2 separate regions of the Homo sapiens genome follow, and region 1 is linked to region 2. A link is a loop called in an ENCODE intact Hi-C map of the cell type or tissue named here. Cell type or tissue: PC-9. All regions are shown on one strand. Links, peaks and the distances in the headings refer to the core of each region. The heading gives the core; the rest is flanking DNA. Region 1 overlaps GMDS (GDP-mannose 4,6-dehydratase). Region 2 overlaps GMDS (GDP-mannose 4,6-dehydratase).

Region 1 (2,923 bases), core at 250-2,749, 150 kb after region 2:
TTCTCTCTGTAGAATATAGTATAATCAGACAGAGTAAGCTGTTATTTCCTCTCCTGGGCATATTATTCTGTATCTTTTATCTCTTACAATATTGAAGGAATATTAAAAGGAACTCAAAATGAATAAGCACACAAAAAATGAGAAATATAAGCATAACTCTTTTAGTCTGTAAAATGTCAGTAGTTAAATAGGAGTTGTGAAGTGCCAGTTTTTACAAATTATGAATATTCAAAAGATACAAAAACATGTTTAAATCAAAGCAAAATATATAGATTGAGTATTCCTTATCTGAAATGCTTGGGAACAGAAATGTTTTGGGTTTTGGAGTATCTGCATTATACTTACTGGTCGAACATCCCAAATCCAAAAACAGAAATGCTCCAATGAGCATGTCCTTTGGACGTTAAGTCAGCACTCAAAAAGTTCAGATTTTGGAACATTTCAGATTTCAGATTTTTGGATTGGGGTACTCAACCTGTATATTATGTGACAGTGACTAACAAGAAACATTTATTCATGAAGGAATGAGTAAACGTAGTACCTCCTTGGTTGAAGCAGGAGTTCTAAGGTATGTACCCAAGTTTGAATTCTTCAGTATCTTATCTGTCATATATTGGTAGTAGCTGGCAATATTGATCCCTTTTTTGGAGCTGTTCTTCCAATTAAATTTTTAGAAGCAAATGCTGAAATCATCATCCTTGCACTTTTTGAACATATCCTATTGATTATACTGTCGTTCTAAATATTTACAATGTATTCTTTCAAATATTTGTGGATATAATAGAAAGCATGTCTCTATGACATTGTATGCTTTACTGAAGTGACATTAGATATTCCCCTGTTTACACACATTCATATGGTTAATGACTCATGTTACCTATTAAGGTTTCCTGTTTCCTGATTTAAAAGATATTTAAAGGCCTCAGTACTGAAATGTTTATTTTTACCTCTGGATCTTCTGCTTCATATAGTAACATATACAGGCTAAATACCTATTTTAACACCACCAGACCCACTTTTTACCTTTATTATGAAACTAGGGTTTGGTCAGCTGAGGGCAAGCTGTATGCATAACATAGCTGGCAGTATAGTCGGTGAACTGTCACCGAGAAGAGAGTCAAAATGTAAACACTGAGCAATTCTACAGCAGCTTAGAGCCGGGATTAACTGGGATCACCTAGTATTCTGTTTTTAATGAAACTCTCTCCCTTGTATTTTCATGTTTGGGAGAGAGTCCAAAGTTATCTCATGCTAATTTAGTTAGGCAGTGCCCTCCGGGGATGTCACAGGCTTCCCTGACCTCTCCAGAGAGAGATTCAGTGAAGGGATGAGGAGAATTAAACATTCCTGAGAAATTGGAAAGCAACAACCCCCAGAGAATTTGCAGAGAAACTCGCTCCAGACTCGGCTGCCAGAGACTCAAGTCACCTTTTCAGCACTTGCTTAACATCTCTCTCAGTCCCATCTGGCTTGACTCAGAGGTCAGTCTGGGAGACTCGGGAGTGGTGGCAGCTCAGAGAAGAATTCAAGGGAGGGCCACCAATAGCACATTCTGCTCTTGTTGCTTGTTTTTATCTGAAGTACATTTGAAAAGATGGACAGGGCATAAGGTTGAAGTAATAACTTGACTTTGCTTGGCCATCTTTTTTTCCTTTTAACCCAAAATTTACTTTAAGGTGAACTGGTATTTTTATTTCCCAAATAATAAGTTCCTTGATTCTTGATGACTGAAACTTAAGAGTTGTTGTCGTTTCTGTTATACAGGACCTCTGTGACTAATTATTTTGTAATTAGCCATTTTACAAAGGATATTTTCTTTTATGCGTTTAATGAAATTTGGGGGGGTGGTGGGTGGAAAATATGTTTCCGGTTTTAAAATCATATTCCCTTTGTGGTTTACATTTCGTATATGAAGAATTTCAGAAAACTAGGAAAACAAAAGTATTATTAAATATTGAATCTGTATTATAAACAAATCTAAGGAGCTACATTTTATAGTTTGTTCATTTCATTTTCTACTGAACAGAATAAAGTTCAGTGTGCCCTACAGCTGTGGTGTGAGAGGAAGGTTTGGGGATCCCTGCTCGATTTTACACTTAAGTCAGATTCAGCAGGAAATAAAGAACCCTTACCCGGTGCTCCTTTAAGCCAGATTGCTGAGCTGGGAGACCTAGCTGACCAGATCTGGCCCATTGCCAGGCTTTGTTTAGTCCAGTCAGTGTTTCAGCCCACAGCTAACATTTTAGAGTTTGTTGGGTTTTTAAAAAACATAACGCAGTTTTTAGCATGTTCGATGTGCAGCTCCTCCGTGTAAGCAGATCTGGTGAGACTGGTTCAACATCCCCAGGTGGGAACCGTCTGTGGGAAACGGGGCGCTTGCTGGGCCTTCTAGAAGGGGAGAGCCTCTGCAGGCTGCCTGAGGTGAGCTTCCCTGGGCTCCGGAGGCACTGGAGTAGCGAGGCCCACCTTAGACCCTCCTCCCGAGCCATACACAAGAGAGAAATCACTTTTCAAAGTAAGCGACTTTGTTCATTAGAAAGTGAGTTATAGCAGATATATAAATATGATACTCATTTCTTCATTGGTTCCCATTAGGATTCTCAAGATGCTTTTCTCTCTCCGTGGTGGCCTACAAAGAGACCTGGCCCGGGAGACGGAAGGTGTGGGTTCTAACGCAGAGCCTTTCCCCAGCACCTGAAACAGCTCATGCACCGCGTTTCCTGAAGCCCAAATGAATCTGCTGCCTCGAAAGTTCTGTGGTCTTTGCTCCTGTCCAATTTCCAGTGACTCAATGCACATCAGCTTAAATTAGCTAACTTCTCCTTGCTTCTGTGCCACACACAAAAATTAATCATGGCATCAGGTATCTTGATGCACTGAAAGAGTATTACATTTAAACAGACGGGCAGCGAATCCATGAATC
Region 2 (2,923 bases), core at 229-2,728:
GACTTTGTTAGCTATCTCATGTCGGTCTCTCTTGGGGAAGCTCCTTGAAGGCAGGACCTGGATCCTATCCCTCTTTATCTTTAATCATCCCTCCCAACATGCCTGGCACATAACAGATGCCCAGTAAATACCTGAATTGGATCTCCCTGCCCATCATTTCTTTATAAAATTATAAAAATGAAATCTGTATATATGAAATGTGTTCCATTTCTCTTACTATTAAAAGATGCTTTCTTTAGCTAGCACAAGACATTGCCCCCAGAATATGATCTTACCACACTTAGGTTGAGTTGTGCTAGATTTACTTGATATCAGCAAAATGTTTGCAAGCACCTTTCTTTCTGGTTGAGTGCAGATCATAAATGAAAGGAAGTAACGTCTATATGTTCTCACACAGTGGCCAGTTTCCTGATTATCTCTAGATTCTACTATTATTAGACTTTATTCCTAGCTTTATTTTTACTTTTGATTTACTTATTTATTTTGAGGTAGGTCTCACTCTGTCACCCATACTGGAGTGCAGTGGCATGATTTTGGCTCACTGCAGCCTTGATCTCCCAGGCTCAAGTGATCCTCCCACCTCAGCCTCCTGAGTAGCTGGGACTACAGGCATGTACCACCATGCCCGGCTGAATTTTTTTTTCTTTTTAGTAGAGATGAGGCCTCCCTATGTTGCCCAGGCTGGTCTTGAACTCCAGAGCTCAAATGATCTGTCCACCTCGGCCCCCCAAAGGACTGGATTATAGGTATGAGCCACCATGCCCGGCCTTATTCTTATTTTTAAAGGAAGAATATCTGAGCAGATAGAAAAATGGAAAGGCAGAAGGATAAACTGGCCCTGTTTTACAAAATAATATTTAAAAATCACTAATATACCATTAGCTTATAAGACCAAGTACCCATGGGAGTACTTGATGATATTGACATCAGCTCATTCAGAAACCTTTTTGTGTGATCATCACTCTATTTCCTCTCAGTTTTCAAGGATCTCATTTGTTAGAGGATTCTTCTAGAGAGCCAGAGTTCCAAGGAGGGCTCTATTATTATGGAAAACCGTCACACTCTCCCATCCCTTCTCTTCTCCCCTCTCTATCCTCTCTCTCAGTCTGTACCCATCACCAACACATGCAAATTAGAAGCAGGTCATGTTGTAATAATAGGACTTTATTTTTAAATACATATAGAATTTAAAGATTCTTATGTATTTATTTGACAGTGGCTCTGGGAATATCTGTGGAAACAGTGCAGTAAGAAGAAAAGAAAAGCCTTCTGCAGTACCATTTTCTGTCCCTCGTGAGTGTGATTTCATTTCCTCCCTGGTCGCACATCACCCACATGCTCAGACGACATATCCCTGTTCTTGGGTCCGTCCTCCAGCTTCTGACTCACAGAGCAGAGCGATAGTCTGTGGGTGCCTGTGTTGGAGGGTACAGGTTGCATTCCAGGAAGGTGACTCGGCTGGCATCCTGCCTCTCGGGGCATTCTGTCACCAAGTCCACAGGATACAGATACCCCATTCAAGGTAGCAGAGCTGCGCCTACTTTGTCTCAACAGAAAAAGGCAGAGATGAGGATTTCAAGGGCTGCATAGTTTCATGTGCTTTTTCTTACAGTGTGTCCTTTAGTCAAGAATTACTTGCTGGTTTTGCCTGGGTCTCAAATTTCAAGTTTGAAAATAAAATATAAAGATCTATCACTAGAACTTATTTTAAACCCTGGAAGATTGTCCTATTCTATTCCTGTAGTGCTTTGTCATTTACATCTTTGTATTTGATTCTCCCAACACATATTTGACCATGGTTAGGAGAGCACGGATTGTTTTTTGTCATTTTCATAGGAAAAGGCTGACATTGAAAGGAGAAACCCTTGTTTGATGTCTTCTCTTGGTATCAGGCAGTGGGTTCCAGCCCTGCTCTGCCAACTCCTCAGTGCAGTGACTTACCATGATACTGTGCCATGTTTCTGGGCTGATTTTTGGTATATTTAGTCATTCTTGTGAGATTTTTAAAGTCATTTTTTTTTAGTGACTTCAAGTGTTGATTGTGTAGCAAACGTATTCCTCTCGCTAGGTATTACATATAAACTAGCATCTCTACTGCTGGCCTAATACCTCTAATCATCCTGTGAAACCACTCCAGTGTGAGGAACTGAGTGTGAAGGAAACTGTAGAACATCTGAGGAGCCACATGTGAAAAGGCCAGTCCCTGTGTCCTAAACAGACTTCCTCTACATTAAGCAGTCCTTTAATAGTTGTACAATCATATAATTTGAAGAAGATATCCATTCTGTACAGGAAATACAAGTTTAACAGAAGTCGTTTCATTTGATCCTTATCTTCAAAAAAAAAAAAACCTGAAGAAGCTTGAAGACGTGGCATGGGTGGTTTAGATTCCATTGCCTTTTGTCAGTGGCAGTAGAAGCCTCATTGTAGTTAAGCATCTGCCTGGGCCTCTGGGAAAACAAAGCATCATTAACTGGCTGGCTAATGAGTCATCTATTAAAATTATCCCTAATGAATTGTGGGTTTGCTTGTTTAATTGCGCGTGGTATTGTGCTCTCAAATGTTAGCAGTCCAGTGGGGCTCAAAGAAATTACACTGGCTTTATTGAGCATTTCAGTAGGATTCTTCCTAAGTCACTGTGCCACGATTGGCTCTCTCTCTTTCTCTCCCTCCCTTTTTCGTCTCTCTCTCTTTCTTTCACTCTCCTTTCCCTCTGTTCATCCCTACCTCTCTTTTTCCCTCTTCCCTTTCCCTCCTTTCCCTTCCCCTCCCTTCAGCTCATCTCCTCTCTCTCTCCCTTTCTTTCACAGATTGTGGGGTAGGAATACAATATGAAAACTCTTACTTTGGAGAATCTGCGCTAATGGCATCTTGAGTATGAACAGCCCCCCACCCCCGCACGTGAAGGGTTGATAGAGCCTGG

What was found. A loop is a pair of places that touch in the nucleus more often than their neighbours do. Peaks named below come from ENCODE experiments on the same cell type or tissue, not always from the same donor. Only the 100,000 strongest peaks of a DNase experiment are listed, where the experiment ranks them.
Region 1: it touches region 2 in a loop (7-fold over the local background); 2 of 110 quality-filtered maps call a loop at or near these places.

What each region holds. Positions count from the first base shown.
Region 1 is chr6:1,766,124-1,769,046 of GRCh38, reverse strand. The region is part of intron 7 of GMDS (GDP-mannose 4,6-dehydratase); the gene reads left to right. Among named protein-coding and RNA genes, the nearest start is that of FOXC1, 160 kb to the right of the region's middle. In PC-9, for the core only: no CTCF peak of the experiment used is centred there; DNase peaks (open chromatin) are centred at 876 and 1,476; H3K4me3 peaks cover 1,302 bases; H3K27ac peaks cover 2,440 bases.
Region 2 is chr6:1,916,310-1,919,232 of GRCh38, reverse strand. The region is part of intron 7 of GMDS (GDP-mannose 4,6-dehydratase); the gene reads left to right. Among named protein-coding and RNA genes, the nearest start is that of FOXC1, 310 kb to the right of the region's middle. In PC-9, for the core only: no CTCF peak of the experiment used is centred there; DNase peaks (open chromatin) are centred at 1,432 and 2,362; H3K27ac peaks cover 2,276 bases.